Linked DNA regions of Homo sapiens: regions 1, 2, 4 and 5 are each linked to region 3. Evidence: chromatin loops called from intact Hi-C (ENCODE). Cell type or tissue: PC-3. All regions are shown on one strand.

The links. Hi-C counts contacts between places; a loop is a spot of excess contacts. Peaks named below come from ENCODE experiments on the same cell type or tissue, not always from the same donor. Only the 100,000 strongest peaks of a DNase experiment are listed, where the experiment ranks them.
Region 1: a loop joins it to region 3, with 6 times the contacts of the local background. A loop is called at or near these places in 5 of 110 quality-filtered maps.
Region 2: a loop joins it to region 3, with 12 times the contacts of the local background. A loop is called at or near these places in 32 of 110 quality-filtered maps.
Region 4: it touches region 3 in a loop (11-fold over the local background); 66 of 110 quality-filtered maps call a loop at or near these places.
Region 5: a loop joins it to region 3, with 12 times the contacts of the local background. A loop is called at or near these places in 4 of 110 quality-filtered maps.

What each region holds. Positions count from the first base shown.
Region 1 is chr5:53,247,846-53,252,845 of GRCh38, reverse strand. No RefSeq gene overlaps it. Among named protein-coding and RNA genes, the nearest start is that of MOCS2-DT, 140 kb to the right of the region's middle. In PC-3, no CTCF peak of the experiment used is centred here; a DNase peak (open chromatin) is centred at 3,105; H3K27ac peaks cover 2,899 bases.
Region 2 is chr5:53,427,760-53,432,759 of GRCh38, reverse strand. No RefSeq gene overlaps it. Among named protein-coding and RNA genes, the nearest start is that of FST, 50 kb to the left of the region's middle. In PC-3, a CTCF peak has its summit at 1,915 (motif pointing right); a DNase peak (open chromatin) is centred at 1,939; H3K27ac peaks cover 4,408 bases.
Region 3 is chr5:53,167,907-53,172,906 of GRCh38, reverse strand. No RefSeq gene overlaps it. Among named protein-coding and RNA genes, the nearest start is that of MOCS2-DT, 61 kb to the right of the region's middle. In PC-3, a CTCF peak has its summit at 1,967; a DNase peak (open chromatin) is centred at 1,996; H3K27ac peaks cover 689 bases.
Region 4 is chr5:54,215,900-54,220,899 of GRCh38, reverse strand. The region is part of intron 1 of ARL15 (ARF like GTPase 15); the gene reads left to right. Among named protein-coding and RNA genes, the nearest start is that of ARL15, 92 kb to the left of the region's middle. In PC-3, a CTCF peak has its summit at 2,830 (motif pointing right); a DNase peak (open chromatin) is centred at 2,819.
Region 5 is chr5:53,366,354-53,371,353 of GRCh38, reverse strand. No RefSeq gene overlaps it. Among named protein-coding and RNA genes, the nearest start is that of FST, 110 kb to the left of the region's middle. In PC-3, no CTCF peak of the experiment used is centred here; DNase peaks (open chromatin) are centred at 2,643 and 4,863; H3K27ac peaks cover 3,792 bases.

The sequences.
Region 1 (5,000 bases), 80 kb before region 3:
TGTCCTCCCACATTTTTGCCATCTATATGCCCTCCTTAAGTTTTGCCTTGCCTTCATCTTCTTGTCCCTGGTCCCAGTCTACCTGCTAGACTCCAGCCCCAAAATTCTCATTAATTTTTTATGCAATGTAATTTTGCTTTCTGTACCCTACTCTTAACCAGGCATATTGTTGAGCATGTTTTAAGATAAAAGACTTTTTAATGTGGGTGACTACCATTTTACAGCAAAAAATGTTTAAGAATATTTGCTAACCTAAAACAAAACATATGCCAAAAAACTAGCAGAAGTTCTGAAATTTTATTTTTTTCTCTTAACATGATCAAAACCTTAGACAAGATTCCATATCCATTGTTAGAGCATAAGACACAGAGTATTTTTTCTTCCTCTAGAAGCAGAAATTAAACACAAATGATCCTTGTAGTCTTAATGATCACACATTCAAACAAATGTAAATTGGGTAAATAAGAAAATCTATTATATAAAAACTTGAAGCAACTGTATATGTCAGACTTTGTTCTTGAGACTTTCACATGCATTATCTCCTTAATTTTTACAGCAACCTAGTAGTTAGCTTTTAGTCATCTAGGTTTGCATATTGCTAAGGTATCAGGTGGAGTTCAGTTAGAAATATTGATTAATGGGTCACTACATTTCAGGTTTATACTTGGTTTATCAACTTAATAACCTATAGAATTGTATATACTCTGAAATGATCAGGATTTCAGCAATGGTCTCACACTACCTAAATTCACACAAGACCGATATAAAGTCATGTGCCACATGACCTTTTGGTCAATGACAGGGCACATATACGAAGGTGGTCCTACAAGATTATAATGAAGCTGAAAAATTCCTATCACCCAGTGATGTCCTAGCCATTTTTCTAATGTCGTAGTGCAATGCATTACCCACGTGTTTGTGATGATGCTGGTGTAAACAAACCTACTGTGCTGCCCGTCCTATAAAACTATAACACATACAGTAATGTACAGTACATAATACTTGATAATGATAATAACTATATTACTGGTTTATGTATTTACTAAACTATGTTTTTTTTTTTTTTTTGAGACAGAATCTGGCTCTGTCACCCAGACTGCAGTGCAGTGGCACAATCTCAGCTCACTGCAACCTCTGCCTCCCAGGTTCAAGCGATTCTCCTGCCTCAGCCTCCCGAGTAGCTGGAGTTACAGGCATAAACCACCATGCCTGGCTAATTTTTGTATTTTTAGTAGAGATGGGGTTTCACCACTTTTGGCCAGGCTGGTCTTGAAGTCCTGACCTCAGGTGATTCGCCTGCCTAGGCCTCCCAAAGTGAGGGGGTTATAGGCGGGATCCACCATGCCCAGCCTAAACTATGCTTTTGATTGTTATTTTAGAGTGTACTTTGTCTACTTATTGAAAAAAGAAAAAAAAGTGAACTGTAAAACAGCCTCAAGCAGGTCCTTCAGGAGGTATCCAGAAGAAGGCATTGTCATAGGAGATGACAGCTCCATGCGTGTTATTGCTCCTGAAGACCTTCCAGGAGTAGGTAAGATATGGAGGTGGAAGACAGGCATATTGATGACCCTGAACCTGTGTAGGCCTCAGCTAATGTATGTGCTTGTGTCTTAGTTTTTAACAAAAAAGTTTAAAAAGTTAAAAACAACAACAACAACAACAACAACAAAAAAAAAACTAGAACAAAGCTTATAGAGTAAGGATATAAAGAAAAAATATTTTTGTACAGCTGTGCAACGTGATTTTTAAGCCAAGTATTACTACAAAAGAGTCAAAAAAATTAAAAACTAAAAAGCTTATAAAGTAAAAAAGTTATAATAAGCTAAAAACTTATTATTAAAGAAAGATTTTGGGGGGTAAATTCGAAATTTGTGTAAATACACTCTATGATGTACACACAATCACGAAATCACCTAACACATTTCTCACAATGTATCCCCTTTGTGAAGGGACAAATGAATTCAGAATGCCAACATTTTAATTCATAATATGACACATCAATTATCATCGGTGTACTTGGGAGTTATGGCCTCTCTCCTGGAATCAAGGTATTTGGGAGTCAGACTATTAATCGGAAAGTTTGAGAGTCAAACCATTAGTCACAAATAGGTAACTGGAAAATAGAAAATAGGAAGTGGTGTTTGGAGATATTCTACTTAAGTTCAGAAAGCTTTGATGAACTATTACTAACCCAGTGTCTCTTCCAAAAAGACATTTTTTCTTTAATTCAGGCCGCCCTCTTTTCCTTGAAATGCATTTTCTTAAGATCAGTTAATATTACTTATTAATATATAAATTAATATATGGGACTGAGAAAGAGTCAATTCCTTAGGCTTCCAGGGTTACCCCCAAATACTGGTTTATACACATCACAGAGGAAATGAAAGGCTCAGATTAAATGACCCAAAGAGTGTCACATAGTTAGCAGGTGCCATAGCTGAGCTCTGCCCTCAGGTTTTCTTTAAACTTAGCGCTTGTGGCTTTTACTAGTCATTGAGAGAGAGCTGCTGTTTAGAGGCTACAGCATCAAGAGCTATTCTAGGGGATAAATGAAGTCAACATGTGTGATGAAATTATTAACATGTACTTAGGACACATATCATTGCCGAATGTGTATGTGCAGTCTGTGCCCTGCTCCCACTCTTGTCAGCGGGAAAGATTGTTGTCCTTTGCATCAGTTTCTGGGCTCCCCTTTGGATCAGAGAACCTTAGTAACAGTCAAGGCAGAGGAAAAAATGAAAGAAAACCAAGTGGCTGAGTTGATTTACACAACAGCTGAGGGAGAGTGTAGAGGGGAAGGAAGAGAGCAAAAGCTTTATGGGGTTGGTGTCAGGGAGAACATATTTTGCTGCAAAGAGGAAAGTGAAGAGAAGAATAAACGACTATAGAGAAGCTTGGATGAGAGAGAATTGTAAAGTAGAAGACTAGGAGTTGAAAAATTATTGCTTTGAGTTGTGAGTTAAATTCTCTTTGCATAACACAAGCAAATAATAGAATTATTTTTCATTACTCATGGTTATTTTACAGGACTGTTTCTTTGAGTGAGACTCCTTGGCAAGGCTTGTTCATGTGGAGTCTCAGGGTTTATTTACATCCTGGCTGGAGGAAAGACACATCATTCCTCAAGACTGATTCATTTGAAGTAGAGGTCGGGCTGGCTTTATGGGGCTTGTGGCCAGCAGGACTGTGCAAGGCCCATGCTCAGAAGGACCTCATGTTTTTCTATTGCAGTCCTGAAATTCTTAATAATCTTATTCCTGAATTTGCGTTGTATAGGTGAAATATGATGGGACATGGAGTGGGGGTGGGAGAATGGGGGAGGCTTGGGCTGGACATACAGGAGGACAGGGTGGGAGGCTGGTGGCAACTGGAGGCAGCTCCGGTGGCAGCCTTTCCAGCACTGGTGAACCTCATGCATTCAGCCTATTGCCTACCCTGATCTAGGGACTGAGCGATTCTGGGTGGAAAGGTTTAAAGATTCTTGGACTCACCTGTCTGCCCTGAGCTGGGCCAGTGGGAAGGGGAGATGCCTAACTCGACTTCTCCAAGGGTGGCTGGTGGGACCTGAGATAGCACACTACATGCCCCATGTCTCTGGACTGGGTCCCCAGCCAGGGCTTTGTAGTGAGGGGTGGAAGTAGGGTGGAGGACGTCTACTCTCTCTGGCAAGTATACCTGTGGCTTGGACTGCTCCAGGGATTGGTTCTGTGTTTTGGGGAGTTCTCTCTTCTTGCTTCCAACCTTCCTGAGTTTGATATGCATTTTCCCTTTCTGGTCAGCTCAGAGGGCCTGCAGGGTTGAGCCAGTAAATATGAACTGGGAAATTTTGGAGATCTCCTACCAGTTAAATGCTCTTATATTTACATTTAAAATTGGCATGGCACAATATGAAGGTGAACGGTAAAATTTATGTTATTAACTTAAAATTTTAATTTTTCTTGACTTAGGATGGCATTAGATAGCAAATAAAAAACATGACAGAGAGGGATCACTAGAAGAAAGGAAAAAGCTTGATATTTTAGTACTTTTAATGGCAACTTTTTCCTGTTTTTTGACCAAGGCGCCTTGGGTTTTCATTTTTCACTGGGACCAACAGATTATGTAGCCAGTCTTAAGCAGGGAAATTTATAAGACATAATTGCCAGAAGTCTGGAGAGAGCTGGCTGAAATGGTTTCAGATTTAAGATGGAAATAGAGTCAATGCACCTTGCTACTGGAAATGGTAGGACTCTTTTGGATGGATAAAATGCTGCAGAGCATAGGACCCTGTCAGATTCTGTAGTAGGGCAGATATTAGCTCAAATTCTGACTTTCCACAGTTTATTAATAAAACTTAATATTTCCTGGCAAATGAACTATTCCATCAACTGTGCCATGGGGTGTTGCTTGAATATAGGAGCCATACGAGTATGCTGGTACTCACTGAATTTTCCCAACACCATTACTTCTTTTCCCACGGTTACACAGAATCACTGGCTCTAATTAGGATGGTGTTTGTGGGATTGTCTGCCGAAACTTGTGTTCCACCTTCCGTAATGTAGCATTGTCACTGAAAAGTGACAGCACAGCTAGGAACTACATCTCTCTGTCCCCTTTGCAGCTAGGTGGGATAATATAATCTGCTGTAATTGAGTAAACATAAGGTGTGCCATTTCTATGAAAGGTTTTTTACTAAGTGATTGTCCTTTTTCTTTTGTGGATCAGGTGCAGAGGAATCCAAGGTGTAGGGAATGAAAGAGCCACAAGATGTAAGAAACCTCAGTTCCTCAATGTAGACATGGAAGAAAGCTTCCGGGAGCAGGCTCACTGGATTTGGTCACATAATGATCACAGAATAAACTCTTGTGGTAAGCCTCTGAATTTGGGATGTTTTGTTAAAACAACTAGATGACCCTAACAGTTTTCACCAAGGTCAGTAATCGACTGATTTAAGTGTTTCAAAAAATCTTTAAACAAATTCAATTGTTGCTTTTAATTTTATAGATAAGGAAATCAAAGTC
Region 2 (5,000 bases), 260 kb before region 3:
GGAGGTATCTGTTCTGGCTCACTCTGTGACTTTCTCCTTTGCTCACCTTGCAAATGTTCTAGGCCTTATCTCTGATGTCTGCCTTGGCCTCTGGGAATGCTGCACAGCACTGGCCATGGGTCAGTAGAGAGAGACTTATGGCAGAAGGCTTGCAGGCAACTTTTTCTCCTACTACCTTTATTGTTTTTCAATCTTGTTTCTGCATCTGTAAAATGCAGATAATGCTACCTGGCTTCTTTGCCCCATACATGAATCAGGAGGACTTTGTCTTATTCATTGTATCTAGAGCAATTCTTGGTGCCTAGGAGCCACATAATAAATATATGCTGAATGAATGAATAAACATCATGTAAAAGTCTCCAATTCTAAATGAATTTAAGGTACTTCTTTTTTGGAGAGTGCATTGCATTTTAAACTAGTCTGTTTTTAGTACATATAGATAAAATAAAAATTTTCAATGATATTTCTGCCCTGGCTTGCTTCCGGCCCTGGGCCATGCAACAATTGGAAAAACACAAGGAATGAGATTATCATAGATTTTTCCATGTAAGTAGTGAGGGGCCCTTCAGAGCATGCAGTATTTTTCCCTTGGCATGGTTTTAGTAGAAAATGCTTATTATTATTTATTATGTATTTCTTAAGGGAAAATGGTATAGAATCTTCATCTAGATTTTTCTGATTTTAAGATTTATATGAAGATGAGAACTAGATTAGGACTTAGGTTCTTACTGAGTCCACTGCACTTGTATTTCCTGCATATGTCAAAGCATGGATACCCGTGGCCTTGGCTTACAGCTCAGGAAGAGTGAAGAACGTACAGCCGATGCCTGCCTCCTGATTCATAAGCATGATGCACACACACACGTTATCAGGACAGTGGCAGCCCATTCAATGGCAAATCCTGGAAAAGTTAAACTTTAGTACTTGTGTATTTTGCTGATTCCCTGTTGCACTTCTGCTGAATCTTAGATAACTTGAGCCTGCATATGTTTTTGTTTAAATGACTCAGGGTAAGTTTCCTTCTTTGAACATCCCTATGATTAAAAATTCAGGCTGGGCACGGTGGCTCACGCCTGTATTCCCAGCACTTTGGGAGGTTGAGGTGGGTGTATCACCTGAGGTGAGGGGTTCCAGACAAGTCTGGCCAACATGGTGAAACCCTGTCTCTGCTAAAAATACAAAAATTAGGTGGGAGTGGTGGTGGGTGCCTGTAATCCCAGCTACTCAGAGGGCTGAGGCATGAAAATCGCTTGAACCTGGGAGGCGGAAGTTGCAGTGAGCCAAGATCGTGCCACTGAACTCCATCCTGGGTGACAGAGCAAGACTCCGTCTCAAGAGAAAAAAAAATAAAAAAAGAAATCGAATGTTATGATATCTTCTGCCATTGGTAATCTGCCTGATCCTTTAAATAAAAACCTCAGGGACACATGAGACTTAGAATTTTTAGAGTTGAGATTTGTTAAAAGATATTTTAGATTTTTTTAAAGAGGCAATGAGGTGCATTTACTATGTAACACTCTCATCTGGGCCTGGACCAGCAGACATAGTCAATAATTAGAAATTCAGGTCAGATTTTGCCACCAAATGAGTTCAAATCAAGTTAGGTTTTGCCACCAAGTGAGTTTAGAAAACAAACAAACAAGTTTTGGTTTTTAGAAACTTTCAGATGTTTGAATTTTGGAAAAGAGACTGCAGACAGGTATTTCAAAACCTCAGTTATTGATTCACTGTATTTTTAAAAGTTCCACTAATAGAGAAACTTAATTTTATTGACAGCCTTGTAGAGAGAGGTAAGCATCTTGCCTTGAGGTACTTTTTTTCTTCACAGAAAGCCTACGGGCGTTTCTGCTCACAGTCATGTGAAAATCAGCTTAATGTATTTCTTGTTGCAGGCTGTTAAAATGGCTTGAATTCCACTAGAGGGCAGTTGGGCCTTATCTCAGTGGACTTTATGGTTACCAGATCTGGTTCTGTCATAATTGGGTAATTTTTGTCACTGACCCCTGTTGGGGCCAAAAAAAAAAAAAAAACCTCCCCGTTGCCCTCTGGAGGCTCACTGAAAATCACCGGGAAAAGGCAGATTAATAGAAGAGAAGGCGTAAAAATTCATTTGATCATAGTTTTAAGTGACATGGGAGCCTTCAAAAGGAAGACTCAAAGATACAGGAGAAAACTGTCCATTTTTGTGTTTAGGTTCAACAAAGTACAGATAGTTGTGTAGAAATGCGATTGGACAAAACAGGTATGATCTAATGCTAACAGACTGAATGGTGAAGCCCAGTAAGGCTTGTTCATCTAGATTCTTCTTGACATCTCTGAGCATGCATTTCTTTCTTCTGTGTATGTGGCAGGGCTCTTTCTGGAATGGGGATCTTATGACCTACAGTCAAATAGGGTAAGTCAGATAATTTATCTATGGCCAGTTTTTACACAGGAAAGTGGGGGAAAACCTGGAGTGGTTTTTAGGTTTTATGGCTGGCTTTGGAGAAAAGGGGTTCTGGCTTCTATGACCTGCCTTGGGGAAGGGGGATTCTAGTTTCTGTGGCTAGCCTCCAAGGAAAATGAGGGGCCAGAGGCAGGAGGGAAGGAAAAAGTCAGAGAGAGCTGCTTCTAAGGCTTTCATGTTGGAGTATTGTTTTCTGAGCCCCATACACCACCACTCATTTCTGTTTCTACTCAGCAGCTGTCTGTCCCACTTGACATCACCTCACATACATCTAGAGGTCAGTGATTTCTGTGCTTACATTTCCAGCCTATGAGGCTGTTCTGAGCTCCTATTCAGAATCTCTAGTTAGCTGTTTGAAAGACCGTTTAGTCTATTGAGGATTGACCTCATGAGCGCCATTGCTTGCCCTCCACCGCATTTCTTGTCTTCCAGTGCTCCATGACTCAGCAAAAGTCAACACCATCCATTTGGTCATGCGAGCCTAGGAATGTAGGCTTCATCCTCGACATTCCCCTTTCCTGCATAATTCCTCATCAAATTCCCTCTACTTTACTTACCAAATATACCCCCATGGTCTGTCTACTTTCCTACATCTCTACCCCTAGCTACCACCTTCTTTTGCCTGGCTATTAGACACCTAACTGGTCTCCTAGCTCTACGCATGCCTCTCTGCCTTCTTCCAAATTTCTCTCTTATTCTCTCTTTCCCCTACTGCCAAGTCTCTAGACTTTTTGATTAATCTCAATTTTTATCTCCACATTTATATATCCCTATCCATTATGAAATATTGTTTTTTTTTAAAAGCATGTGAAAGACCAGTGCACTGAAAACTCAGTTTTCTAAGAGGGTAGTGGTTCATGATATATGTAAGTAGTCCTCACATTGTGTGAGTCCTACATGCATGAATTTAGGTTATTATGAGTTATTTACATAACACCATTTCCCTAATACCAGCCTTCCAACAATAAGTTTCAAATTTTGGATCAATTTCTTAGTAATTTTCTTAGGTATGACTTCCCCTTGGAGATCTGGACAAAAATAAAAAGTGAGCACATGTACATAGATAGCTGTAAGATGCAGAGGGGGTACTAGAAAAAAACACACATCTAATTGGCTGATGGTTTCCTCTGGGAGGGGAGTGGAAATAGGGGTATAAAGAGTTGTTTATCTTTTATTTTTATCTATTCAAACATCTGTACGGTTTGAATCTAAAACAAAAATGTAACCAGGCATTACTTATTAAAGAAAATAGGAAAGAAAGGAGTAAGAATGATAGATTATAAGTGATTTTTAAATCTTTTAACAAATGTCCTCCTGAATTGTTCCAATAATTATTTTTAAGATACTGGAAAGACTCAATCTCCCTAAATATCTCCTTTATATCAATTCCAACACCAGAAATTTGTCATTCATTCAGTGAATATTTTACTGAAGGTGTCTTGCAAACAAAACTCCATGCTAAAATTCCTTTCTTTCTGTCTTTCATAATTCCTTATTAAAATGCAGATACCTCCTCTTCATTCTCCGTGGCTAAGGTGTGAAAACCATCTTCAATAAACACCTTTAGAGATTCTGGCAACTAAGAAAAAAAGGGAGCCTGTTTGTGTTCCTCTATCCATCCATTTATGTAGCCATTATTGAGTATTTCCAGTCACTATGACAAGCTGAGTGAATCTGATGAGCAAGGCAAATTAAAATCTTCTAATTTACCAAACAAAAACAGTAGAAAGAAAAAAATTAAAAAAAGATAATTGCATTTCATAGCTTCATATATACACGCATTAACTTAAAAAAAAAACTGAGAAACGAGAAAAACCACTGAGAAGGCATGGGGCTGGGGGCCACTACACAAGGTAAGGCAGTCAGTGTAAACATCCTACTAAGACTCATAAAGAGAAGAATAACATTTAGCTCAAAATCATTTAAGTTGCTATAATGTCCCCTTCCTCTGTGTCCAACCTGAGTACTCTTTAATAAAGTCTACTTTGCACACATATACCCATATATGGCCCCTCTGGAAAAAAAAAAGAAAAGAAAACAAATGGGATTATGTCTTTGTTATTTGTTAACTTGCTCTTCTCCTTAATTAGATGTAGAAGATTTTCCAAAATGAGTAAAAAGTCTACCTCATTCTTTTTGATGTTGCCTCAGTGTTGCATCATATGGATGCACTATTATTTATTTACCATTTCTTTATTAATGGACATTTGCTTTCTCAATTTTTTTCAATAACAAACCATGCTTTATTGAATCTTCTACTTTTGTGCACATATTGAGTTTTTTTCCCATATGGATTCTTCAAAATGGAATTACTAGATCAAAGAGTATGCACATTTCAAGTTTGGATAGACAATGTCAAATTGAATCAATTTATACTATGAGTGTCCTTTCTACTTGTCAAGATGTAACATTTCAATAATTGTTTAAATTAAATGATGTCCGATAGATGAAAAATATTTTATTGTTTTGGTTTGCATTTCCCTGATATATAGTATAGGTGAAATTCTTTTTATGTGTTTAGTGGAGATTTATATATTTTTGGTCATATCTTTTG
Region 3 (5,000 bases):
AAAAATACTATATGTTCTATTACCAACGGATGGGTTATATTCTTGTCTGATGGATTGTGTATGTCACACTCCTTTGGTAAACAGTATCGTTGGTTGGTTTCCTCAAGTAATGGCCAAGGAAAACTAAAATTTAACTTTCTTTACATTGCATTCAATGCTGATTGTACTTCTATAAATGTAAAATAGGGCCGGTCACGGTGGTTCATGCCTGTAATCCCAACTCTTTGGGAGGCTGAGGAGGGCCGATCACCTGAGTTCAGGAGTTTGAGACCAGACTGACCAACATGGTGAAACCCTGTTTCTACTAAAAATACAAAAGTAGCCAGGCATGGTGGTGCATGCCTATAATCCCAGCTACTCAGGAGGCTGAGGCAGGAGAATCACTTGAACCCGGGAGGTGGAGGTTGCAAAGAGCCAAGATCACGCCATTGCACTGCACCATGGGCAACAAGAGTGAAACAGGAAAGGAAAGGAAAGGAAAGGAAAGGAAAGGAAAGGAAAGGAAAGGAAAGGAAAGGAAAGGAAAGGAAAGGGGAAAGGAAAGGAAAGGAAAGGAAAGGAAAGGAAAGGAAAGGAAAGGAAAGGAAAGGAAAGGAAAGGAAGAAGAGAAAGGAGAGAAACAGAGAAAGAAAGAAAGGAAAGAAAGGAAAAGAAAAGAAATAAAAGAAAAGAAAGAAACTAGGTATGTTGCTCATCTAGTGCTCCATGATTTAACTTGTACTTGTGGTTTAATTTGCCTTTAACTGGCAAAATTGAAAGAAACTTTTAAAAAAATCTCTGAAAATCTATTTGATTATAGCTTTTACAATTATAGCAAAGAAATAATCTTATATTTTCCTTCATATGATGTGTAAAAATGTCTACTTACACATGAACATAAACTTTTAAAATATGAGTATGTATGTTAAAATAATATGTATGTTTATTTCCACTCAGCTTCTTTTTAATGAACTGTAATTTTCTATTAAAATCCTTAAGAATCATTTAAGTAATAGTGAGGCAGTTTACCTTACAACTACCACTGTGGAATAATAGATTTTAAATGACGATTATTTAGTTGAAATATCCACTTGCTGTAAATGTTTTCAACAAACCTGTATATTCTTCTTGGCTTTCTCCAAGGACTCATTTTGGGATCTTTTTCTGCTTTTGGTTTGTACTAATAATCTTTTTTCTTACAAATAATTCCAAGTTTACTTTAATACAGATGGTATTTGTCCATAGCCAAAAACCCTTTCCAAAATGCGCCCTAGCTCAATAAACTAGTTTAAAAAGCATCTTCAATAAAAATAAACATCAAAACAGAGATTAACAGGAATCAAAACCCCTAAGATCATCATGACTGGCTGCTTTCACTTCACTAGTTCTAGTTTTCTTCTTCTTTATTGTGGAATACAAATGCTGTAAGAAATAGAAAATTGATTGCATGACCATATACATGATTTAATGGTACATGGTAACTTGAACGACTGCCACCTATATTGTATTAAAAACAAGATATTGCACATGTCTCTAAACTATGCCAGATAAAAATAATGACTGAGTTTAATACGGTTTAGATTACCAAGTATGGGATAGCTTACGCTGAAACCCTAGTCAGTAGGTTGAATAGAGAAGAAAAATTATTTTTCTGAATTCAGAATTTGTCTTTAGATTTTATATTGGCATAAAGTTATGTTTTAAATGCTATCATTAATGCTTACTATTTGGCAAGGACTGAACTAGATATCAGTGATATAATAGTGAACAAAAAATATATAGATTCTACAACCATTAATTAAAATAAACATTGGAAAACAGTTTAATTTATATTCATCTTTTATCAACTACATGGTCACTGAATTGGAAGATTTGTCACTTGATAAGGAAGATTGTTATTAGAATTTAAGAAAATAAAGAGCAGATTTTATTTCAGGAATAATGTGCTAAAGTAACCATGTTAGGTTGTTCTGAACATGTACTGCCACCCAATGGAGATGTGTCCAAATGACACCAGTCATTTGGAGGTTTGGAGACTGCACATTCTTTTGGGGGAATACACCTGTGGCAAATCATTCAGCATAGCTGAGTTTTGTCCAGATTGAGCTGGATTGCCCTAGGTGAGGGGGAGGAGAAGGGAAGCTTCAGCTAAAAGCATTTTCTTCTCTAATCCCAGCAAAAAAGAAAGGCTCATTCAAAATCTGATCTGAGGTGATTATAGTGAAAAAGTAAAATTGCCTGTGAATAGCTCATATTTCAAATAATGCTACCATCTAATAGACTATCAACGTGCTAACGATAACTTTTCCACATAACATAGAAATTGCAGTGTGAGGAATTGAGTTTGGGAGAAACCACTGGAGTAGACCACAGTTTTTCTGGTCTGCAGGTCTCTAAATTTCAGCCCGAATCCTTATTTATGGAGAGTAATTTGTAAGGTTCTGGACTGCTCCAAAGGAGGGATAGACTAGAGGGTTCCTCGAGATTCCTTCCTCCCTAATTATTGCACTGTCAGTGTCATTGTTCAAACCTCTGACAAAAATATTTTATACAGAATAATGTAATTCACCTCCAAAGTTCTTAAAATCACTGGTATGTTAGATGCAAGTGAGGTTGTCTATAGCCAAAAAAGACGTTGAAATGGCCCAGACTTTTTCACATTTTTCTTGACCCAGACCCTGAGATAGCCAGCATATTGTCCCATGGCAAGTTTTGAAATAAGAAGGTGCCCCAATATCAAAGACTTTCTTTGTTTAAGAAATCTAGCATTCAGGAACAGTTAATTTCCAGTGTAATGAAAACGTGTTACAAAGGCTCTTTATGTTCCAAAGACCACTTCTGCTTTTCACATAGGCAAAATTTACAGAGGGTTTAGGACAATTGTAGGGCACCCTAGCACATAGGAATCAGTGGAACTTTAGCTGTTAAGAAGGCCTAATTTTAGTAATATCCTCCTGAAATGCTGAAAATTTGTCTAAGGCAGCAATCGCCTTACTGAATCGATCATTTGATAATCCTAACACTCAGGGCTTTAAAGGGAATAATTATCTAGTAATACATCATATAACAATTCAAGTTACATTATGAAATGTGACAAGAGAGATTAAACTGGTTTAATGAAAAACAACATGGTAAAATTTTTGTATATATTTTCTAAACAAGTGATTTAAAGCCATGCTTTGTGTAGGCTTTGCAGAGTATTTCCATGTATTGAGTGTCAGAAATGATAAGCATCATTTAGTCACTCAACAAACACCTATTGCATACTTACCCTATTCTCTGTGTTGATGCCTTGCATGTACTTTGTATATAAACATAAATAAAAAGAGAATTTCTGCCCAGTGTGGGAGAAGCACTGCTATGGCTTGATCAGCATGCTCTGACTTGAGGTGTAGGACAGAAGTTAGTTCAAAATATGAATTCCATCTTACTGGATGGAGGAGTGATGGGGCATTATATCAGCTGATCATCAAGTGAACTAATACACTGTGGCTGTAACAAGAAACCAGTCTTTTCCATTGAAAAATAAGTATTAAATTTTTAACAAAAATTGTGTCAGGGACAGCATCTTTTAGCCAGAATAAAGTTTGTGCAATCAAGTCAGATTATTTTAATTATAATACTCTACTAAAATATTATAAATGTTGCACTATGAAAGATACATAGTGATATTCTAATGACAAATTAAACACATGGGAATGCAATTGCTCGCTGAATCCTCAATGATAAGTTTGTCTCAAAGGAAGTTGCTAGAGGGCTACAGGGGAATGGAGACACTAATCAAGATAAGGGCTCTTCTGTCTCTCTTGCAATTTACTGGGATTGAGAATCGCTGAAGAAGGGCATGTAAATCTCAACTCTCCTTTTGACTTGCCTGAATCACAAAAGGATCTATCCCATTTCCTATTTGTCTTATTCTTGGCCAAATTCTCCAAGTGCAGAAGTCACTTCTGTCTCTCTTAATTCTTACAAGCTCCTTAGGGTACCAGTTAGCAAAGTAGCTCTTACATTAATAGCTCTCAAATGACCTGGGAGTTGAAAACCTTCCAAAATTGCCCAACTAACTCCCAAGCAGTAATTTATGAATAGGAAGTCACTGGTTTTGATCTATAGATCAGAAGATGAGTGGACTAATAAATATCTTCATAAACTGTTCATATTTTAGATCTTTATTTTCAGGGCTAAGGTTAACTTCAATTTGCCTCATTTTATTCCATTATCCCTAACTTTATCATCCTTCATGAATAACATCAACCACACATCCACTGTTTGCAGAACTCTAAGTCTTCCTTCTAGTTTTCTAATCCCTTTTAAGGGAGACATTTTGTTTTCTTTTGACATAATTTATATCTGTTCCTCTCCACTCCAGTAGACTGAGAAAACAATGTGTTCTGTGGGGGAGAAATATTTAATGTGAAAAGTTTCTATTCTGTGACCTCATCTGGACTTTGTAATTAAGACTGTATACAATAAAACTTGATTATTTTAGAGGATTAAAAGGAATGATGCTTAGAATTAATTCATTTATGATAAACCAGTGCTTTATGAATGAACAAAAACACAACTAATTAATGAAGGTATAGAAGTGGTTCAAAAACCATGTCATATTTGATGTGGCTCTTAGTAATATAACAAAAACAGATATTTTCAGTATCTGAGATTTCTCCAGAGCCACCCTCCTTCTCCACTTCCCACAGGCCTACTCACAGAAATCATCTTGCTCTTTATTTCGATTTTGAGGCTTTTCCTGTGTCTTTAAGACCATGCAATGTTTCTTGTTTATCTGTTCCTTCCTGTGGTCATTGCCCAATGACACCAGGTCCAGCCAACTTTCATCCACAAGGGTCTAGATTTGCCCACAGCTATGTCTCCCAACTGTCCCTGGTTTCTGTTCTCAGTTCTGTTCTCTGTGTCCTCAGCTGCAGCTTGTTCCTGGAACTGTTCCCAGTTTTAGGAACTAGCCAGGAGAAGCTGACCCACAAGACAGAGACTTCCCCAACTTTCTCCAGCTGTCTCTGGAC
Region 4 (5,000 bases), 1.0 Mb before region 3:
TAGGACTTATCTATCTTAGTGCCAGGACGAGAGTCGGCACTGCGGATCTCACCACGGCAAAGGGGGTGCTTTAGGAGGACTGCACAATTTATTGGTCACCATGAATTAGTTCCCAGTAAATTATACAACACACATTGTCTCTTATCTCTTGCTAGGGGACACTGCTGATTTCAGAGATAAATGGGATTGACTGTTTAATTTCACTAGTAAACAAACTTGTAGGAAAGTGGAACTAGCATGCGGCGTCCGAAGGTCTCTTAGTACCATGAAACATAGGATGAGTGTGAAGGTGCTTATTATATTAAAAAATTAAGGTGATTATCATATTTAAAAAATCAAGCAAGAAGAATGTTTCTAACTTAAGACCAGTAATAGCTGCATTTAATGCCAGAATTTTCCAAGGAAATGAAACAGGTCAAACAGAAACTTCGGTGAAGACGTGCTCTGGGGAGAAACCAGCTGAATAAAGTTCAGTAGCTGACTCCACTTAGATTAAACCATTGACTCTGGAAAGCTGTATATCTCTTTAGAAGTTTCTATTTTTCCTTCTTTCATCCACAGGAAAAGCAAACAAAACAGAGGTGGGGGAGGGGAGTGGAGATAAATAAATCACGTTCATATGCTAGGTCAATTTTTAAGCCAATTTTGATCTTTATGGTAAAGTATTTTCCACATCTGCCAACCACAAGTGTCTACATATGGTAACAGGTAACTTTCTTTAGTACTATATAATCTGTGAGACATAAATAACTAGGCATTGTAATTGTATGGCAGTTACCCTACAGTTGAAAGAGTTACATGATTATTAGTAACCCATAAAATAAGGTGGTAGTGTTTTTTTTAAATAATCTGTTATAGGAATTTCTTGTTTCCATACTTTTCTTAAAGACTGTAAATAATCTTGTTATGCTCTGACATTCAGCAAGTCATTGCAAAGAAATATGTTTATTCCTTCAAGATACCACTAGATTATCCATTTCAAGAAATGAATATTAAATATGGAAGGACACATTTTGTCCTTTTCATTTTAGTTCTAGATTTTGCCATATGGTTGCCCATGGCTTTTAAAGAACAGTTAGTATCAGGAATGAACTTTTTAGCCACAACATTTCTGTGATTTTTGGAAGTGTGATTTTTGGAAATTCTTAAAAACCACATTTTGAAATATTGGTAGTTACTGTTGTCATTCTGTTTCTTTTCTTTTTCCCCCTTTCTTTCTCCGTCTCTCTTTTTTGTGACCAGTGCCTCTTCTCACAGATAAACCAGTATGATACAGACTTTTTGTGTTTAAAAACAAAACCTAGACTTACAAAAAAAGTTCCCAAATAACTTGTATTTAATTAGTATGTAATTTATTTAATTAGTTCCCTGTCTCTTTCTTTGCAGTGATTGTCTTGATTTCTAGTTCTAGTTTTAAAACAAGGAAAGTTTTAGGCCTTTCTTGATTCAACTCATGTTGTCCATAGCACACCTCACTGTCCCTACCAAAGAAAGGCATTGAATTTGAGATTTGATGCATTTTAGTCTTTTTTTTCTTCCACCCTGATCTTCTATATATGGCTGCTTTGCAAAACAGTTTTGTGCAAGCAGACATGACTTAACTCCATTCCCTACATAGAGAACTATTCAACTTTACTTTTATGTGTTTTGAATACTGCCTCATGTGAGACTGTGACAGCAATAAAGTATGCATGGCCAACCTTATTTTAATAGCGAAAGAGAGCTGCTTTTAATTAATAAGTGGATCTCTTTATGTCTGGGGTTTTCAGTTTATTTTGTGGTTCCTTGGAGTTCTTCAATTATGTGGCCTAAAAGGGCTATGTTAGTGCCGACTAAATCCTTTTTAAAATCTGTCATTTACATGTTTTCTGTCTGTAACCTGTTTTCAGATTACTGTCTTAAAAAAAAAAAAAACAGCAGTAGCAGTTTTTCCGTAAAACGTTAAAATCCATAGACCAAAATTATATATATATTTTACATTATTAATGGGATGCAGCATCCATGTACAAAATTAGAAGACTAGCTGTGCTCTTCAGCTGCTCCATCACATAGGTTAAAGAGTCTTTATATTGCATATTTCCCCACTCAACATCTACTTTTAAGTTACAAAACTGATAGAACTTGTGTAAAGCATCTACTTGGTATCTTGAGCATTATAGAAGGTGTGCAATGGCTCTTCCTGCTGGTGATGCCATTGCCGTCTTTGGTATGTATAGAATTTTACTGAGTTCTGTCAAATCTGGGATGTCAGTGTGCCCCACGACTTCCCCACCAACTAAACCCTAAGGGGTTTTTATGCTACCGCGGGAATCCAGTGCCAGACTTGGACCCACAGTGACCCCAAATAAAGTGATTCCTGGGTGGTAATATGGATGCTTTATGATTGACATACACATAAATACATCCAATCTTGCTTATGAAATTTTGTGATCTGCTTTTGTCATTAGAGGATATAGTGAATCTAATTCTGCATCGGGGATACGGGATACAGTGTATTACTGCATTGAAGGAGATTTGTCTGTAGGAGCATGAGCATTCTGTAGCAATAGGCATAGCCGTCTTCTCGGCTGGATGTTAGTTACTAGGAAGTATTCATTGTGTGGGTCACTATATTTTAACAACTCAAAATTTTTTAAAAAAACCATGCTCTTTTTGAATAGAAAGAGAGAAAATATTAAGTCTTTAAAAGTCAGAGGTAAAACCGTGGCCAATCTGAATGTTACTTCTTTCTGGTTACTTGAACAGTGTCTCTCTGAAGTCTTCCTTGGGTCAGACACAAATAAATGGGAGGTTGCTCTTGGAAACACTCCCTAGGCACTGGTAAAAGTTGTCGGTAGATGGCAGTACTGTTCTACTACAACATTTTTTAATCCCTGCAAATACTGCCTAACATTTCATTCCCAGTCTTAATTTTGAAAATGCTTGATTAGTTACATTAAGCAATGTTTGGGTGATTTTTTTTCCCCCTTTTAAACTTAACAGAATTATAGCCACAGCCTGAAAGAAAGCCATTACTGGTAGACAACAAATTCTTAGTCGTAATTTAGTCCAACATAGAGAATGACATACCGATTTTTAATTATATTTGTAAAATGGCTATATAAATATATAAAATGGTTAACAATAATGATTATAATTTCTCACTTAAACTTTGCATCAGTGTTTTTTCCTCTAATTCTACCGAGGGTAACATCTGATCGTTACGGTGAATCATCTGAGATGTACATTTCTATGAACATGTTTATTTCTTTTTACCCCTACAGGTCTACATGTATGCCTTGCAAATGGAATACTTTTGAACTCTGCTAAGATATCTTGGCATATACAACTAACTTGTAGATGAAGAAAGCTAATATCTCTACAGTTTTTATTTGGAAAGTCAGGGAATAACGCTATCCTTAGGGAAGGGTGGTTTACCTTCTTATATTAGTTTTTTGCAGGTCCCTTAGGAACATGCATTACAGAAAAATAGGCTGCTCTTCTGTTTGTCTTTGTGATTCAGATTATAATAATTAACTCTCTAGGCTAAATATAACTAACGATCTGTGATCATCATTTAAAATGGAATCTTTCACAGTAAATTTGCAATTGGTATATTTCCTGAACTTCTCTTATTTTAAGATATTTTTAGGGAAGATTTCATATAGGATGGGAGGTGAAATTGGTAGTGTTTTCTCCCTTTTTAAAAAAAAAAAAAAAGAAAAGCATTGTCTTACTAAAATTCCATTGGAAAAGATAAATATATTTTGTTTTACAAAATACTTTGGGAGGATAAATCTTCCTTTTAAATCGAACTGAATTTTAAGAAAACTGTGGCTTAACTGTTTATCTCGTTTTCCTATTTCTTTACCTAATTTCTATCTAGAATTGTAAAATGATTGATTAGAGACTTAATCTGGCTTTTGTTTTTACCTTAAACTATTTAAAAAACTAAAATGTAATGTTAATGTTTTTTGTTCTCTATTGTCTTTAAAGGCATTAGCAGGTAGAATAGAAAGAGATAAAACATCTGGGTAGTCTAAGTAGATGGGTTCTGTTTCAGTTATCATTTTATGCTTAACTTGTACGGGTCTAAGGTATATACATTCTCTTAACTACTGTATAAACTAGAAATTTGCAGCATAAGCCACAACCTGTGCTAGCTGAAGCACTTAGTTACAGCATGTAATTCCCAACAGATTTTTCTGTTATATTTTTTTACTCACCCTCCATGGAATGATTAGTACATTTTGGGGATTTAATTAGGTGTGTGTGTGTGTGTGTGTACACATACATATACATATACCCATAATATAGAGACAACTATTATAACTGCTATAAAATAAAATGTGCTGGTGGGAATTTGCGCATAGCTTATGCTGAGTATGTGGAAATTTGGGATATAACATATGCAGTGTCTCCCAGCAAACAGAGATAAGTATAGTAATAACAAATTTATAAGATATTTGTTAGTTATGTTCTTCCATCAGATACTGATAGACAATATAAGCCAGCCAAGAAGCACATGAGTCAAAGTTACTTTAGAAGTACACAGTGGAATAACACCCCCGTGTAGTAAGAACTTTGTTTCCTTGAGAAGTTTGGATCACAGGGTGGTGAGGATGAAACCACTGCCTCTATGATTTGCAATTGAAGTGATGCTGTTGAGTGATACTTTTTGAAAGAGTAGCTTAAAGTTTTGAAGGAGTAACATATTTACTGAAAAATTTCTGTCAAAGTGAAATTCTAGAGACTAGTATTCATTTATGCCTGTTAAATATTTGCGAGAAGTAAAGTTTCTTCGTGTTTGACTTACAATAGATTTCTCAAGCAATGTTTCTCTCCAGCCAGCTATAGGATGAGGGTGGACAAAAAAAATTGGCTTTGTTTCTATTTTATGCACAGCCAGACTTGCTCTTATGTTTGTAATATTTAAAGGAGTTCAATAGGAGGCCCTTGATTCTTTGATCTAATGCCACAGTGCAGTTTAATGAGAAAGGTTTTTAATATTGTATGCAATA
Region 5 (5,000 bases), 200 kb before region 3:
GGTGTTTGGTTTTCTGTTCCTGTGTAACGTTGCTGAGGATAATGGCTTTCAGCTGCATCCATGTTTCTGCAAAGGACAAGCTCTTATTCCTTTTTATTACTTCATAGTATTCCATGGTGTATATGTACCACATTTTCTTTATCCAGTCTATCATTGATGGGCGTTTGGGTTGATTCCATGTCTTTGCTATTGTGAACGGTGCATGCATGTATTTTTATAATAGAAAGATTTGTATTCCTTTGGGTATATACCCAGCAATGGGATTGCTGAGTCAAATGGTATTTCTGATTCTAGGTCTTTGAGGAATCACCACACTGTCTTACATAATGATTGAACTAAATTACATGCCCACCAACAGTGTAAAAGTGTTCCTATTTCTCCACAGCCTTGCCAGCATCTGTTGTTTGTTGACGTTTTAACAATTGCCATTCTGACTGGCGTGAGACTGTATCTCATTGTGGTTTTGATATGCATTTTTCTAATGATCAGTGATGTTGAGCTTTTATTCATATGTTTGTTGGCTGCATAATGTCTTCTTTTGAGAAGTGTCTGTTCATGTACTTTGCCCGCTTTTTAATGGGGTTGTTTGTTTTTTTCTTGTAAACTTGTTTAAGTTCCTTCTGGATATTAAATCTATGTCAGATGAATAGATTGCAACATTTTTCTCCATTCTTAGGTTGTCTGTTCACTCTGATGATAGTTTCTTTTGCTGTGCAGAAGCTCTTTAGTTTAATTAGATCCCATTTGCCAATTTTGGCTTTTGTTTTTGTTTTTGTTTTTCTGTTGAAATCTTTGCCCGTGCCTATGTCCTGAATGGTATTGTCTAAATTTTCTTCTAGGATTTTTATAGTTTTGGATTTTATATTTAAGTCTTTAATTCATCTTGAGTTAATTTTTGTAAAAGGTGTAAGGAAGGGGTCCAGTTTTGATCTTCCGCATATAGCTAGCCAGTTTTCCCGTCACCATTTAGTAAATAGGGAATCCTTTCCCCATTGCTTGTTTTTGTCAAGTTTGTTGAAGATCAGATGGTTGTAGATGTGAGGTCTTATTTCTGATATCTCTATTCTGTTCTATTGGTCTATGTGTCTGTTTTTGTACCAGTAACATGGTAGAAAAATTTTTAAGCCACTTATCTATAATGGTATTCACATTTAAGTTCTCCTGGACTAAAGATTGTGTACATCAATGAAGCCAGTCTAGAGGTTAATTAAGTTGACCTCTATAAATCATTTAACAAAAAAAATTGCAAAGTTCAAAATAACTTTCTAGAAATAATGGCTCAATGTTTAGAAGAGCCAACAATTATTACATCTATCAATAGGGCTCAATTGAGCTAAATTTCTTTAGGATCTTTAGTAACTCAGGTTAGTATATCTTAAAGCTTCTAAATTTCAAAGGTGTTAGGGCCATGTCAGGGTTTTACTTCAGGTCTGTTCTGTGCCAAGTCAAGTGTACATAATTCTCGTGGGAGGGAAAGCTAGGAAGATTCTTTCCGCATGATTCTTGTGCATGAGAACAACCCTGGGGAAACATAATTAGGGAAAAGAGAATAGGAAAAATATATCAGCTCCTTAGAGAACTTGGAGAACTCGTTAAAGAACAAGATAACTTGATGTTGATGATCTGCAATGCACTGGTTAGGTTGTTTGTGTTTGGATCATATCAAATGTTATTCAGTTCAACACTTGGAGTCAATAAAACTTAAATTATGCAAACATCTTTGGATCTCATAATTAAATCTCATGTTTTCTTATTATCTTCTCTTTAATATCTAATGCTAATATCCATTAGAAGAGGTTTTGTTATAAACCACTGCAATAGGAAGTCTAATGTCTTCAGGTTGCCCTAATAAAGACTGAAAAGTAACCTCTAAAACTGGCACTGTGGATGTAATGGAAACAAACAAGACTTGAAATTTGCGTTTGATCAGTTGCATTCTCTTGCATCATCTAGACTTGTTTTATTCATAATGTGTTTCAGCCCATCAGAAAAACAATGCCAAAATATTAACAATGCAAGCTTTTGAAGGCTTGTTTCCTTGCATTACATTGTGTCATCTTTGGCTTCATCTGTAAAGTTCAATTTTTATGTTTCTTCTTAGGTAGAAAATTCTTTCCCTGAAGGGATGTCATTAACACTGTTAGTGAGTAGGTGCTAAGGGATGCAACACACTCTCTTTAAATTATGTAAGCCAGTTTTATTGTCCTTTCTGCTGGAATTCCTGCACCTCCCTTGCTGTTGATTGGTCCTCCATAGGCTTTGGCTCTTGATTGGTCTCTGCTAAGACAGAACAGTCTTTTTTTGTGCTGTGTTTAACATTAAATTGTGGTCCACAGAGTTCTTGCAAACCGGTAAAAACTAACTGAGCTTCCCTTAAAGTCAATTTCTTCATTGGAAGGTTCCGAGTGATTTCTACAGACTTACACTTGGGTCCCCCAAGTTCTTTAGGGAGGTAGAACTTTCTGAGTCAGAGGCTCTTATTAAAGTTCATGTATTTCAAGCAGGTGCCTCTCATTCTAAAGAACTGTGGGTAGAGTGAAGAATGATTTTGAAATTTCCATTCTTAACTCTTTCTGCCTGGCTTCCCTGCTTACCAGATGTCTTAAATGTGTTGCTGTGTCACCATTGTACATTGACTCAGCTAGACGTTGACCTTAGATTTACCTCAAGGCACTCAAGCCAAAGGAAATAGTTAAGCAGGAGCTAGAGCAAACAAATAGGCCCACATGCCTTATATGTTTACTATAATCACCTGCTTAAATGAAGGCAATGTTAATGCAACTAGGAATTATTTTTGCATTAATAAAAAATAGTTCTGATGATATCTAGTAGCAAAAGTAATTCTGACAAGGAACAGTGGTGGCCTCAGGGGAGATAAACTGGGTGGCTAGGGTAAAGGGAGGGAGAAAGAAGGAAGGGTGATTTACATTAATTTCACTGAACAACCTTTTGGAGTTTGTATTATCTATTTAAAAATAGAAAATGTAGAACAAAGCAAATGTAAATAAAGACAATGAAAAGAGAAAAATATTTCTGCCCCATTACTTTAACTAAAAAGGAAACAATGGCATACCGGTTTTTAGGAGAACTTTCTTTTGTTATTGTGGTTTGCCTTCTGATGAGTCTGTAGCCTTTCTGAACCTAAGATCAACCTTGAGGATGGTGAGGAGGATACTTTGATGAACGTGGAAATCTCTTTTGCTCACATGCAATGGCATGTGCTATTTTGTATCTCAGGTTTCATTTGGGCATTTATCAAAGCATCGAAGAGTCAGAAGGGTTGCTAAAGGCCATCATTTAGAATTAACATCTATCCTCCTTTTTCTTTTTACAAATGAGAAAGCTGAGGCTGAGGGCTACATCAAGAAGTATTCAAGCTTACACAGGCCTGGTAGGGCTGGGTATGATGCTAGATTGGGGGTTCTTTCCTCAATATAGTTATAGCTGGTGACTTACTCATATAGAGAACAGTGACTTAGTTGGTGAATGTGGACATAATTACAGGCAGAATTTGGTGTCAGTATCAGGAAAGCCCAAAGATTCTTTGTTTTAAATTTATAAAAATGTCAGAATGGAGAAAACTGCACCAAGTGAAGGACAATGTAAACTACAATCCAACCTCATTTCTCTATTGGAGTGGAAACTTGGATGGGAAAGGCCATATTTCATGCAGTGATGACTACCCTAACAGTTTCACACACTCCAGTGAACATTACTAGTTTTGCTCTCCTTGTCCATATGTGTTTGCTTTTGTGCCTCAAGGAAAGTGGGAATAGAAAGAGCAAGGCCTTTCCAGGAGTGGAGGCTAAATGGCCTGGTCTTCCAAGACCTCAATGGAGTAGGCTCTTAGAAAAATACTACGTTGGAAGGAAAATTTAATTAATTAAAATCTAAATGTTGGCTGGGCGCAGTGCCTCACACCTGTAATCCCAGTACTTTGGGAGGCCAAGGTGGGCGGATCACCTGAATTCGGGAGTTTGAGACCAATCTGACCAACATGGAGAAACCTCGTCTCTACCAAAAATACAAAATTAACTGGGTGTGGTGGTGCATGCCTGTAATTCCAGCTACTCAGGAGGCTGAGGCAGGAGAATTGCTTGAACCTGGGAGGCAGAGATTGCAGTGAGGTGAGATCGCACCATTGACTCCAGCCTGGACAACAAGAGTGAAACTACATCTCAAAAAAAAAAAAAAGAAATCTAAATGTTTTTGTGAGGACAGATCAAGAAGCTTGTGAGAAAATAAAATTGTGGTATTCTGATGCAGATGCTGGTTCTTAAGAAATAGGAATTCGCAGCAAGTGGCCTATGTCACTCTGAAGGGGTTTTCACCATTGGAGCTGTACTAAGTTGTGCCCAAGGATGGGGCTGTGGTCTGGGTCAGAAGTGACTTGATTGGTCCATTTTTACTTGTATTCCCAAGAGTCCCTGAAGTCTTTCCCTGAGATGGAGCTGTATCACTACAATCCATCAGCACGTGACTATTAGAATGTACTTTAGAAGACGTACTTCCGATCTGATGAGTATTGCTTAAAATTTTTAACAGCTTCCCATTGCCTTTGGTCAAAACTTGTTCATGAAGTCAAAACTTGTTCATGAAGCTTGCAAACCTGGTCAACATCCCAGCCCCATTTTCCTCCATTCCCCATGAACCTGGAAGTCCCAGCCTCTCTGAATTGCTTGCAATTCCTTGAATGTACAGCAGCCTGTCATGTCTCTGAAACCTGGTTACCTGCAGTTGCAAGATGCCACCTCCTTCTTTTTATTTTTTAACCCATTTCCTGTTTGCATTTGATATCTCAGTTCAAGCATCATTTCATATGTTATTTAGTCATCAAAGATTATTGTTACCGGGGACAAAGATGAGTAAAACATGCACCCTACTCTGGAGGAGCTTTTAGTCAATGAGCAATAGATACGTAAACGAATGATGAGCAATTTCCACATCTCTGTACAGGCAACAGTAGGGCATACGAGAGAAACGGAAAATATTTTTTGATA